Linked DNA regions of Homo sapiens: all the other regions are linked to region 1. A link is a contact called in ENCODE Hi-C data. All regions are on one chromosome and are shown on one strand. Each heading gives the region's core, a stretch centred on a gene start or an enhancer-like site at or near the end of the contact. The rest is flanking DNA. Distances are from core to core; before and after follow the strand shown. Region 1 overlaps LOC107987065 (a long non-coding RNA gene). Region 2 overlaps SHB (SH2 domain containing adaptor protein B). Region 3 has its middle 48 kb from the start of FAM240B. Region 4 overlaps SHB (SH2 domain containing adaptor protein B).

Region 1 (3,201 bases), core at 416-2,915:
TAAAACTTTCTCCTAATTTACCCACTCCCCGACTGGGTATACATTTCCCTACCATCTTACCAACATTAAGCTTTATCAATATATAAAAGTGTTTTGCCAATCTGATAGGTAAAAATATATTTTTGTCATTTATTTATTTATTTTTATTTTTTATTTTTGAGATGGAGTCACTCTGTTGCCCAGGCTGCAGTGGCTCACTGCAACCTCCACCTCCCAGGTTCAAGTGATTCTCCTGCCTCAGCCTCCCAAGTAGCTGGGATTACAGATGCCCACCACCACGCCTAGCTAATTTTAAATATATTTTTAGTAGAAATGAGATTTCATCATGTTTGCCAGGCTGGTCTTAAACTGCTGACCTCAAATGATCCACCTGCCTCGGCCTCCCAAAGTGTTGGGATTACAGGTGTGAGCCACTGCGCCCGGCTTACTTTTGTCATTTTAATCTGTACTTCTTTGAGCACTGTCTTTCTTTTAAGTGAATTTCTAGTCCAAGTCTCCTGCACATTTACTATTAGGTTGTTTTTTTTTTTATTGAGTCATAGAAAGCTCTTTATACATGAACACTATTAACCTTTTGTATGTAATAAATGTTGAAAATGTTTTCCCTCAATTTGTCATTTGTACTTTAGTTTTATTTGTAATGTCTTTTGCCTTACAGACATTTCAAATATTTATGTAGTTAAACCTTGTCATTTATTATTTCCAGATTTATTTTTACTTTACCACCTTGTTTTTTAACTACCAGTTAATGATTTTACTCTCTAGTTAATCATGAGTTACTTGGGGGCATAGGCTGCCTCTTACTCACATCTGTAGATCTTTCTCAAGAAATCACTCACCCTAGAGCCCTGGCTATGATAAGTGCTCCGTAAATAAGCACATGTTTAAATTTTATTGAATCGACAGAGTTCAGTGTGCTGTAAAATAAGCAAACATAGAAAATGTAATTCCAAGATTGAAGTTGAGGGAAAAGCTCCAAGGTGCTTTGGCATACAAAACAAAATGCATGGTGAATTAAAACTGTAATTTCAATCGATATATGGAGTAAGATCACGGTTAAATTCAGCTGGCAATAGAAAATTATTAAAAAGATCACAAGAAATGTGTTCTATATTGGTTTCACTTTAAAAGCTGTTTTTGTCCCTGAATTATCTGCTTTCAGAATCAGAGTTTAATACGGAAGAGTCATAGTTTAATATAAAAATAGTCACAGTTTAATATAAAAAGTCAGAATTTAATATAAAAATAACAAAGTGGGGAGTTCAGATGGTAATCTGGATCTCATGTAAAACACATGCCCGGTGACTGGGGCCACTTTAACTACCCTGTGTCTGCTCTTTGCTGGTGACAGTCTACACTGATTGCAGAACACATGGGGAAAAGGAAAGACAGGCTCTTAAGTACGAGAACTGCACACCTCAAGCTGTAATATGCTGCTGTTGTTTACATTCTTAATGCTGCTCATCGAAACTTGGAAGGCATGTGATGTTGGGGAAATCCCTGGGCCTCATTTTGGCTGTTTTAAAAACAAAGCGGGTTCACTGCATGATCTCGGCAGTTCGTCCTGAAACTGAGGTCCTTGGAGCGTACGAGACTCTTCCTGTGAAATGATTTCCAGGGCCCTGCCTTTGTGGAATTCCCCTGTGATTCCATCTGAGGTGTGAAGGCAAACCCATCACAGTTGTTACCAGCTGTTCTGTGAGGCTGCGCTGGGAGCCCCCAAGAGCATCAACACCGACGTCTGTATAAGTTAAATTAAATTCCAGGATCTGGTGTGAAGCTGGAACAGGCCTTGATGTTTTTATCTGTCTGCTGCTGAATTCCTCTGGGGCCTATCGCCTCAGCTGAGAGCACACGAGGGAAAGGGAATGGAGTGGAAGGGACAGTTTTCTCTCTTTTATTTATGTAGGTTAATAATCATTTTATTATATAAATTATACCCTGGTCACTTCCTAAAAGGACTGAAGATAATTCATGAGTTCACTTGAATTATGGTACTCTATCCCTGCCCTATGCCAGACCCAATGCTGGAGGCTTGGGGAAAGAGAAACACATGAAAAAAATCTGATACTGTGTCTTACATGGTATTAGAGAGGCCTTGGGGTATACAGGGTTATGGGGACACATGGAAAGAAAAAGCAATTCTGATGGTCCAGAGGTGGGCATGGAGGGGAAGAGAGAGGGAAAGGGGATGTCAATTTCTTGAGTACCTTTTAGGAAGGAATATGTCATCATGACCAAGGGCACAGGATTTGGCGACAGGTAAGACTGGGTTCAACTTATTTAAACCTCAGTTTTCTCATCAGCAAAATGGAGTAATAATAGAATTTCCTTTATTGGGTTGGTAGGCAGATTAAGTGAAAAAGGCATATAAAGCACTTAGCCATGCTTAGTGTCCAGCACATGGCAAGCATACCATATGTGGTCACTGCTTTTATTATTATTCTGCTTATCAGTCAGTCAGATGCACTTACTATCGAAGACTGCATTGTACTTGGTTTACAGATGAGGAAACAAAGGCTCAGAGAGCTTATATAATTTGCCCAAGGCCACTCAGCTTGAAAATGGCAGAAGCAAAATTCCAATGAACTTCAAAGCCCATTTTCTTCCCACTGCTGTGCTGTGCTGCTGCTGAAGGAAGGTTCCCCAAAGACCTGATATTTGAGTTGGGTGTTAAGGAATGAATAGAGGTTGCTTTGTGGGCCTTAGAGAAAAGGAAATGCTCTACAACCCTCCAGCCTCAAAGAGGTGGATTTGGCCAACAAGCTGAATGAACTCAGAAGTGGATTCTTCCCTCAGAGACTCCAGAATGGAGTGCAGCCTGGCTGACACCTTGAGTTCAGCAGACCCGAGCAGAGGACACGGTCATCCCATGCTCAGGCTTCTGACCTACAGAACCGCAAACAAGCAAATGGGTATTGTTTTAGGCTGATAAATGTATGGTCATTGGTTATGCAGCAATAGAAAATGAATACAATGATTCAAATATAAAAAGAACATGTATCAAACACTTCATTTAACTCAGTAAATGAGGGGATCCATCCGCTGTTACAACTCACTCAAAGGAGAATTCACAGAACTGCACAAGTAGGCAATCAAGAATGTTGAAATAGATACAAATGTCATCAACATCCCCAGAGCAATAAGCAATTGCATCTCCAGTGGGTAAAATTCATTTGTGCTTTTTTTTTTTTTTTTTAA
Region 2 (3,201 bases), core at 296-2,795, 360 kb after region 1:
CCTAGGAGTTCAAGACCAGCCTGGACAACATAGTGAGAGCCTGTCTCTACAAAAAAAAGAAAAAAAAATACAAAAATTAACCAGGTATGATGGCATGCACCTGTAGTTCCAGCTACTTGGGAGACTGAGGCAGGAGACTGAATTGAGGCCAGGAGGTTGAGGCTGTGTTGAGCTGTGATCACACTACTGCAGTCGAGCCTGGGCAACAGAGCGAGACCCTGTCTCAAAAAAAAATAAATAAATACCCAGACTGAGGCATGCTAGAACTCCAGGGGCCTTCTAGCCTGCCCCTACCTCCCCCTCTGTGTATACATGGGCAGGTTAAGGCTCTTGGAAGGTTGAGGCTCCCACCCAGCCAGTGGTAGGCCCAGGATTAGAACACATACCTCCTAGCTTCTAGCCCTGAACTTTTTCTCTCCACACTGTGTTGCCACCCTTACCTTCAATGGCAGGAGGAACTGCAAAAGAGTCTACAGGGTGCACTCCTCCTTTTTACATCCTAGTTTCTCATTTCATCATGCAGCAAATAAGTCCTTGGAAAAACTAAATATAAACTAAATCCTTTCCCCTAAGTGTAAAACTATGTGTAAATTAGATTTATTTTCTAGCTACAGTCGTGTTCTTGCTCCATGTCTGCTTGATACTGTTAGAGTTGGGCGAGGCCTTTCCACTCTTGATGCGGGTTTTCCCAGCCCCTTTGCCCAGAGATTTCCCACCTCCAGTCAGTGGCCAAGTCCCATCCATGCTGCCCCCAAGGTCCCACATCCCTTTCCGTTCTTGCTGCCCCCCAGCACTGTGCAGGGCCGGGCCCTTTATTGCCCCTCCCCTTGGCCATGGTTATCATCTCCCTGCTCTGCCAAATCATCCCTGGGTGCAGGGTCCTGCTCTGCTCTGAAACCTTCAGTGGCTCCACATTACCTCCAGGATAAAGTCCCACCTCCCTAGCCTGCCATTCATTCTGTGAATTGTCTGCAAACTATGTTTTCAGTTTCTAACCGTGTCTCATAACTGGACTAGAATGAGCTTCTCCAGGAACTTGACAAAGCAGGTGCAGGACTTGTGCTGGTGTCCTCAGGTGTCTTGTCTGCTTAAACAAGCAAATGTGCAATAAAGGGTTGTCAGCCCATTGCCTAGATGAGAACATCAGGGCCCAGAGTGGTGCAGAGCCTTGGCAAGGACTCACGGCTCAGAGTGCCCCCAACCTCATGACCCAGACCCCACCCTCTCCCCTCCCCTCTCCTCCACTTACTCTTTGCTCATTCCCACCCTTTGCCTGGTATGGAGTAGGCACACATGAGGCCACAAGACTCACTGACAACCACACATGGTTCGTGAGCCTTCCCTGGTGTGTGTCACGTACTGTATTTGTCTTGGGGATTCTGGTCTTGGCATGGCCGGCAGGGCATACCCTCACAGGAAATTCTCACTCGGTGAGCAGGATGCAGGGTTTTCCGAATGACATCATATGCTGCCCTTTTAAGCAAGTGCTGTCACCTCTGGAGGCTTCTGCCACCTTTGTGAGTGCTCCCAGCCGGTGCTGTGAATCATTTCTCACAGCCATGCAGATCGTCTGACAGGTTTTGCTTATTTCTGATCAAACTGTGCACTTTTAATCAACAAACTGTGACTCACAGATGTTCGGCGTGCGTCCTGACCAGCAGTGGCCAGGTCTGCCTGGGTCAGTCTGGGCCCAGCCTGCCCACTCCCACCCCCAGACTCAGCCTTCATCTCAAGGTGGGAGGGTTGGGCTCTCTTTCCTTTCCCATTCCCACTTGATGGGGCCCCCAGCCAAGTCCAGAGGCATGACTGGCTTTTCCTCCCCCATCGTCTCATCTCCCCACGATTAACTCCCCAAGATGAGTCAGAAGTCCTGACTCATCACCCGAGGGGTTTGCTTAAGGTAAAATCCCATTTCGGTTAGAGCCTGATGACCCCAGTAAAGAGGATCACCTAGTCCCCCACCTGAACTGATGCTGTTCTAGAGTTCAGGAGGCGCCTTCCAGTCTGAACCTCTCCTCCACCCTAGCACAGAGGGAGGTAGGAGGGGAGACCGAGGCACTGGGGTGTGCCCCAGGTCACACGGGGTGGCCATGGATGGGCAGGCACACATCTGCCTAGGTGCTCCTACCACCTGCCTTCCCTCCTGGGACAGCAGAAAGGTGCTCCAGTGCTCAGGGTCTGTCCCCACTGCCTCCTGGAGGCAGCCCCACCTGCACCCCTCTTCCTTCCTCCATCATTACCATCAGTATATGAACGTGTCCCAGTAACAAACTTTGCCAACATAAGTAAAAAAAAAAAACCTTGACTCAACATTCCTCTCAACTGCCCCTGCTGAGAACAGAAACTCCATGAGGGCAGGAACTTGTCTAGGTCACCACTGCATCCCCTGTGCCTAGAACAGTGCCCAGCAGGTAACAGGTGCTGAATAAATAGCTGTTGCGTGAATGAACAGTCTCCAAAGAGCTGCCAGCACTTCTCCCCTCTCTGTCACCTCCCCTTCTCTCTCACCCACCACAGCCAGCCTCCTTTTTCTGCCCCGGTCCCCAGACGACCCCCTCTGTCCTCCGTGGCAGTCACCACAGTTGACCACTCTCCTTCTGGGCCTCTGGGCCTGGTGCTCCTCCTGCCTCCCTGGCCACTCTTCCATCTCCTCTGCTGGCTCCTTGCCTCTGCTTGACCTGAAGGTCTGACTTTCCAGGGCTCAGTCTCCAACTACGTGCTCTCCCTGGGTTGTCTCTCCCAGGATCCTAGTGGTGACTCACAGACATGTAGCATCAGCCCACACCTCTCCCAGAGCTCCTGACTCCTACGTCCAGTTGCTTCCTGGCATCTCCATTTGGCTGACAAGTGGGCATCTCAAACTTAATGTGTTCAAAACTGGGCTCCTGATCTTCTCCTCGAAACTTGCCCCTCCCCCAGCTTCCGCACCTCCATAAACGGTGTCACATCTAACTAGTTATGGTTCAAGCCACAAACCCGTCATCATCTTGATTCCTTTTTTTGCCGGACACCAGCATCTGTTGCTTTACCAAATTCTGCCAGTGCTCCCTCCTAAGTACCACCAGAATCCATTATTCCTCCATCTCTGCGGCCACCTGCCGTGTGAACTACTTCACTAGCATCCTGACTTGTCTCCTCTGGCCCCTCCTCACGCCAACCTGACTGACTGTCTGTAAGATTTCCCAGGGCAAGTAACATCTC
Region 3 (3,201 bases), core at 196-2,695, 350 kb before region 1:
ACAAAGTGTCCTCAGATTCATTATCACATTTACTCTTCAGCGCAGCCCTGTGAGGTTCACATCCAGGCCTCACGGAGGAGGACACTGAGGCCGGGAGACTTTCCAGGTCTTGCCGGGGATGGCACAGCTTGGCTTTGGTGCCCAGGACTGAGCCATGACTTAGGGCATGCGCTCTTTTCATTGTATTGTGTTCGCAACGATTGCCTAACAACTTTTTGTACGGTTTTTAAAAATTACTGCAGCAGATATGTCTGTGCTGAATGTAACTTAAGATGTTAGTTTGCTTCACGTAAACTGAAGCGGCTCATTTTCGGTCCCCAGCTTTTCGTCACGGTGCGTTTAGCCATTTGGCTGAACAAATAGAGGGACTGTTTCTTCCTCCTCCTTCTCTCAGCACATTCACCTTTTCAGCACAGAATTTTATGAATTCTGCTCCAGTTGTCCAGGTGTAAGAGAGGGAGAAATCTGGAGAAGGAATACTAATTCTATAACTTGGCAGAGACTATCTGCCATAAGCCTAATAGTCAATGAAAACCACTGAGCGTACACATTTCATTTACATTTCCCATCGCCAAGTGCAAGGCCCTGCCTTGGGAACTTTTAGGGCCATAACTGTGGAGTTTCAGAGAGCAAGTCTCAATTTACTAGTTAGTCCTTAATGTAGATGTTTGGACCACTCTTGTTTTTAAAGTGGTAAAACACACACCAGAACACTGTCGAGCATACACGTTTTGGATGTCAGATTGATTTTCAGGGAGGCAGTGGTCTGCAAAGCTGGCAGAGGAGTGGCCCGGCGCGGTGGCTCACACCTGCAATCCCAGCACTTTGGGAGGCTGTGGTGGGTGGATCACTTGAGGTCAGGAGATGGAGACTATCCTGGCTAACACGGTGAAACCCGGTCTCTATTAAAAATACAAAAAATTAGCCGGGCGTGGTGGCAGACGCCTGTAGTCCCAGCAACTCGGGAGGCTGAAGCAGGAGAACGGCGTGAACCCGGGAGGCGGAGCTTGCAGTGAGCCAAGATTGCGCCACTGCACTCCAGCCTGGGCGACAGAGCGAGGCTCCATCTCAAAAAAAAGAAAAAAAGAAAAAAAGAAAAAAAAAAAAAGCTGGCAGAGGAGCTCCTTTGGATAGAGGACACTTCAACTTTGATGGGGGCGGGGTTCCCCGGCTCTCTCTGGAGTGAAAACCCCGTGCACCACAGGGCACTTCCGTGAGCCGGAGGAGCAGCAGGGCCTGGCGAGCCCATCACAGAGGGAGCCTGCGGTTTCAGAGGCGACCACAGATCCGGCTGAAGAGCTGGTCCGAGAGCAGCTGGCTCTGCTGGGTGTGGCCAGCGTCTCTGCGGGGTACAGACCCAGCAGGGGGCAGCAGGGCCCTCAGCGCTCACATAACAAGCGCTGACCTCTGGGGAAGGCAGGCTCACATTTCCTCAAGGTTTTCTATTTGCACCAGATGAATTCAGTGTCAAATATGAAAGGGCATCTTTCCAAGGGCCGTTAAGAGAGTCTCGTTTACTATGTAAACAAGGACAGAAGGCATCGAAGCCGGCATGCCATTATTCCTTGGCTTCTGAACGTTCGAGTGGAACTGCTTGTCCCGTGATTGCTACTAGCATTAAAATATTGGTTGGATTGTCCCATGAACATGAAAGTTTACAGCAAAGAGTGATTTTTCCAAAAGAGGAGCTGCAACAGTATTTGAGTTCCGCTTCTACATCCTTAATTTTCTGAGGTTCCCTCAGAAAATCGGCAGAGTGGGTAGGATTCAGAAGGTTTTTCAGGGCTTCGATTAGTCGGAATTTTTTTTTTCAGTTCCCTTAGAGATTTATTTTGAAGTGCCCCTGCCATGACTTTTCTGCCTGCCTGTGTGGCTTTCAAACCTGACCACCAAGTGTTTAGGGGTGAGTCATTTTCCCACAGGTAGGAGAGTAAGAAGAGTCTCTAGCCCCCACGGGGAGGGTCATGAGAGCAAACACGAGAGAGGACTTGGTCCTTACCAGAGGTCATCTCCAAAAAAGTGAGGTGTTCCAGTGATCATTCCCTGACCGATGACTTCCTGAGCTATTTTCTGCAGTAAACAGTCTCTATGAGATATCATAGGAAATGAGTTTTAGACTTTCTTTCACCAAACATTTCTTTTATTGTTTTCCAGTAACATTTGCATTGTTTCACCCTGATCTCATCTATTCACCATTTGTGACATTTTTTCAAGCCTCGGTTCACCTCTTTTTCATGTCCCCTTCTGGTCTTTTGAGATAACACTTTCAGAATTTTGCCATTCTGCTATGAGGCCTGTGTCTATTTGCGTGAGAAGAATTCCACGTGGAGGAGGTGAGGGCCCAGTTGTTTGGTTTGGAGAAGCCCATGACTGCTCATTCGTCTGAGGCCCTGCCTATGCCAGGTGTATGGAGTACTTTCATGTGACATGTACAGCTCTTCCAGCTGAGCATAAAAGCAGGCTCCTCACCCTTTTATCAAATAATTGACTCAGAACTTTAACCAAGACAGATACAAGTATCTTAAGACCTGAATTTATTTTTTAATTTACTAGACATTGTGTTTAGTGTACTAATTACAGTGTATAATTAAAGAACAGCGTAGGGTTGGCTAACATAGAAGGTGGTTAAACTCTGGTGTGCAATACCCTCTCAGTAAACTTTTAAATGGCATGGGTTGTGGTTGAGTGATATGGAGAAAAGTCTTGGCCTTTGGTTCCTATTACTACTTCTCATCTCTTGCTCTTATTTACTGTTTTGGGCTGTTCATGAAAGGGATTTTTTTCTACTCCCCAGCTCTTGCTCATAGGTAATTCAATAATAGTTAAGTCATAAATATCTTAAATGAGAAAAGTTTATTCCTATTTAGATTTCTAATTACTCCGCAGAATTTGAATTCCACATAATTTGAGATTGCTTTAAGAGTCCACTAATAACCAGTGCTGGAGTGCTCTCTCATCACTCATAACGGGGCACTAAATGTCAAATGTTCATCTAGTGATTTATGCTCTTATTTCACAGCTTTCCTTAATTGCTTTTTACATAAATCTGAGAAATAGTGATTAAAGTATTGCAGGCTTTGGCACATTTATCATTAGCTTGTAATATCTTCTGATACAGCGTTAAGTGCTTGGCTAACAGAGATGAAGCAGTGCTTTAGTCACAGGGCTTGCCCTGCTGTGGAGAAGGCTCTGTTCCCAGAA
Region 4 (3,201 bases), core at 331-2,830, 320 kb after region 1:
GGGGAGATCTAGGCCCAACCTTGAATGCCTTTGGGTGTTGAATGAGGAGCTGAAAGAAAGGCCATTGCTGGGGAGGTGGGGACCAGCAGGCTCCAACCTTGGCCCAGAGCCAGCACATCAGTGGACACTCTGTGTCTGTCCAACATTAGGAGATGAGGAGCCAGTTGGTACTATAGAGATAAGGGCTTTAGACTCTCATCTAAGTGTTCATTGAATTACCAAATTTTTTTAAAGAACTGCTGCTTTATTTAGGCTCTGGGCTCCTATGTACATGATCACAGAATTCTGCACACGTACAGGCCTCAGGCCTGAGTTAAGGACCCTCCACCCAAGGGCTGGACAGGCTGCAAGGCTGTCCCAGCTATGTGCTATTTCTCCCTGTTGAGCAGGCTTCAACCATGAGTACCAGCTAAGCTCAGACTTTATGATCCAGGCGAGAAACAGGAAAGTTCATCCTGGGTGTGAGGGAAGGGGAGGGGTTCAGATGCTCCTGAAAGTGGAGTCGCTTCATGCAGCCTGTGGACAGATGGCCTGGTGGCTTCCTCAGCAGGCTGCCCTGTGTCCACTCCCACCTGCAGACCCTGGCTGACTACGGGCACACAGAATGGCTGCAGTCATTTCGGCTTGGACATTATTCAAAACCACCATTTCAGGTCATCCACCACATAGAAAAATCTCTACAAAGCACCCTGGTACATTTCATTTTAAACAGTGGGAGCTTTCTGGTGAACCCTGTAAGAGAAATTAGTTGCAAATTAAACCCCCAGGAAACAATGATTTGACCTATTGTATAGAATTGTTGGGTGTAAGCCAATTGGATGTTCAAAGACACCTGCCTAAGATGGTGATTTGGGTCTCAGAGCAACTGATTTTAAACCCCTCTGGCAAACGTAAGGGAGTGCCGTCAAGTGTCTTCAGAACAGTGACCTTCTCTGCAGAATAGATGAGAATGATGGGAATCAGCCAGCATGGAATGAGGCCCCTGCAGGTGTTGGGGGCTTTCTGGATAAGTTTGTCGAGCACCCTTGGTCTCATTGCTCCCTCTGCCCCCTAATATTCCTTCTGATATTAATATACATGACATTGACGGTGAGGAAAGCAAGCTAGGAAGGAGGCTCCCCGCTAGTGGAGGAGGAATGAGAGTGTAAGGACCTTTGGGGTGATGCAAGATTCAGTAGGGCCTCTGAGGTCCTGTGCTCCCCAGGCTTGGAGCACGCTGTGACCCAGGCTGGCCTGTGGAGGAGCATTTTTCCAGACTGACTGACAGTGGCCAGAGCTGGGAAAAGCAGGGCCTTCTCCCCATCAGCAGTGGGCAGGTGGCTGGAATATCAGGCCCAGAGGCCAGCAGGTATACACAGCAGAGGAGGGCTCGCGCTAAGAGGAGTTTAAAGATTCCTTGGGAGGGTGGGGTGGGACTTCCCCAGGAAAGTGTCCGCCTCTGTCTCACCAGGACAAGGATGAGTGGGATGAGCTGGAGCCTCAGCGGTCATGTGGCCTGTGGCTGGTGCCTCCCTCCGTCAGGGGACGTGAGTGAAATCTGAAGTGCGTGTCTGTGTGGTGGCAGCTGTAACGTGACAGCTGCCGCCCGCCTGCCCTTCCCCCAGCCTGTTCTCGAGTGAGGAAGCTTGTCTGGCAGCGCCAACTCAGCTGTCATCCCACATCAATTTTTGTAGGTTCCCAGCTAGTGGAAGAGTGCCAAATGCAAGCAGATGATATACTTAATGAAACACTCAGGAAGAACGTTTCAGTTCCAGATATTAAGGGTTTGTGTGTCATGTTGCTGAGCCCTGGAATCAGATCATGCCTTCTCAGCCTTGTCACAGAGTACAGGGCTCTTCCTTTTAGGGGTGAATGTAAAAAATATTTCACGGTGAGGTAGATGTTTATGCTATTGAAGGGCAGCATACATGACTGATATTATGAAAGAAAAAAAAACGAGAAGTCTTCCCCATGTGGACATAAACCGATTGACTGGTGAGTCATTTATACCAGATGTCAGCTAGAAGGAAGGTTGTGTGTCTGCGCACTCTATGTATATTCCTCATATGTAACATCTGCATGGGGTTTTATGGTTACAGGTCTCTTTTATATACCTTTTGTTTGGTTTTATTTTAAACAGCGCCATGAAATTGATATTAATATTCTCCCCACTCCACAACAGAGGTTGCCAAGTCTCTACTGGGGCAAATCGCTCCCCAGAGGGCATAGGCTGGTAGGCGGCAGAGCCAGGGTTTGAACCTAAGTCTCCCGAGTCCAGTTCCAAAATGAACTTACTGGTATTTGGAATTGCCAGTGTATTTCGTATGTGGAATCAAATGGGAAGTAATCAGTCATTTGAGTTACATTTGCATTTATTCTAACCTGATCAAGTTGGAATGAGGGATGGGACAGAAGAGAATAATATTTATATGCACGGTGCTCTTCATTGGTTACTCTTTCATATCTACTGACTTATTTGACTTTTGAGGAGCTGGAAGCAGAGAGAAGTTGGAGGATTTGCTGGGGTCACACAGCTTGGAGTGGCCAGCTGAGAGTCCATTCCAGATCTCATGGTCACTTTCTACTCTCTCACATTGCAGTGTTGCTATAACCATCTATAAAGTAACAAAGGGATAATATGAAAAAGGGTGATTCTGTAAGTAAATGAACCACTGAGGTCAATCAGCCGCCTATGGTTCCATTATTTTGCAGACAAGGAAGCTGCAAAGGAGACGGGGTGCTGTCTGGGGTCTCCCAGCAGCAGCTGGGGCCAGGCTTCTGACTCTAGCCATGTTCCACCCATTGCCGTCCTGGGTCTCAGCTTCAGGCAAGTCTTCACAGTCTAAGTTTTTTGTAGGTCTTTGAGCCAATAGACAGGAATGCTCTTGGAGTTGATCTCAGTTCTGTATCGTCAGCTTCCTATTTAGAAGAGAACCTTAAAATTCCAAAGTTCAGGTAACTCCTCCCTGCCAAGTGAGACTGTAAGCTCAGGCTTATATCAAAAATTCCGTATTTCTCAACGGTGAAGTCCACATTTACACTCCCAGTTATTTTTAGGTGGGAACTTTATATTTTCTTTTTTTTTTTAAGGGAGAATAAATTAACAAATATATGTTTAACTTACATTAACACAAACTCAATGTTTATGTTAACATAAAGAATAGGATTTCTTCATTGTAATTTCTTTTTATTATTATTATTATACTTTAAGTTCTAAGGTAC

What was found. Hi-C counts contacts between places; a loop is a spot of excess contacts on that map. Pooled maps may share reads with other maps.
Region 2: a loop to region 1 is called in a map with no recorded cell type, with 13 times the contacts of the local background. The contact joins two enhancer-like sites. A Hi-C loop is called at or near these places in 3 of 37 single-sample maps with no recorded cell type and 4 of 50 pooled maps.
Region 3: a loop to region 1 is called in a map with no recorded cell type, with 9 times the contacts of the local background. The contact joins two enhancer-like sites. A Hi-C loop is called at or near these places in 2 of 37 single-sample maps with no recorded cell type and 2 of 50 pooled maps.
Region 4: a loop to region 1 is called in a pooled map, with 4 times the contacts of the local background. The contact joins two enhancer-like sites. A Hi-C loop is called at or near these places in 2 of 37 single-sample maps with no recorded cell type and 4 of 50 pooled maps.

Annotation. Positions count from the first base shown.
Region 1 is chr9:38,317,560-38,320,760 of GRCh38, reverse strand. All of the region lies in intron 1 of LOC107987065 (a long non-coding RNA gene), which reads right to left. Among named protein-coding and RNA genes, the nearest start is that of ALDH1B1, 74 kb to the left of the region's middle. RefSeq lists an enhancer at 1,379-1,718. Within about 2 kb of position 1,665, at least 5 of the 41 ENCODE cell types and tissues checked have a DNase peak (open chromatin) inside an H3K27ac peak, as active enhancers do.
Region 2 is chr9:37,952,520-37,955,720 of GRCh38, reverse strand. All of the region lies in intron 4 of SHB (SH2 domain containing adaptor protein B), which reads left to right. Among named protein-coding and RNA genes, the nearest start is that of SLC25A51, 50 kb to the right of the region's middle. RefSeq lists enhancers at 1,305-1,594, 1,805-1,934. Within about 2 kb of position 1,545, at least 11 of the 41 ENCODE cell types and tissues checked have a DNase peak (open chromatin) inside an H3K27ac peak, as active enhancers do.
Region 3 is chr9:38,670,700-38,673,900 of GRCh38, reverse strand. No RefSeq gene overlaps it. Among named protein-coding and RNA genes, the nearest start is that of FAM240B, 48 kb to the left of the region's middle. RefSeq lists an enhancer at 990-1,633. Within about 2 kb of position 1,445, at least 5 of the 41 ENCODE cell types and tissues checked have a DNase peak (open chromatin) inside an H3K27ac peak, as active enhancers do.
Region 4 is chr9:37,993,535-37,996,735 of GRCh38, reverse strand. All of the region lies in intron 2 of SHB (SH2 domain containing adaptor protein B), which reads left to right. Among named protein-coding and RNA genes, the nearest start is that of SHB, 74 kb to the left of the region's middle. Within about 2 kb of position 1,580, at least 23 of the 41 ENCODE cell types and tissues checked have a DNase peak (open chromatin) inside an H3K27ac peak, as active enhancers do.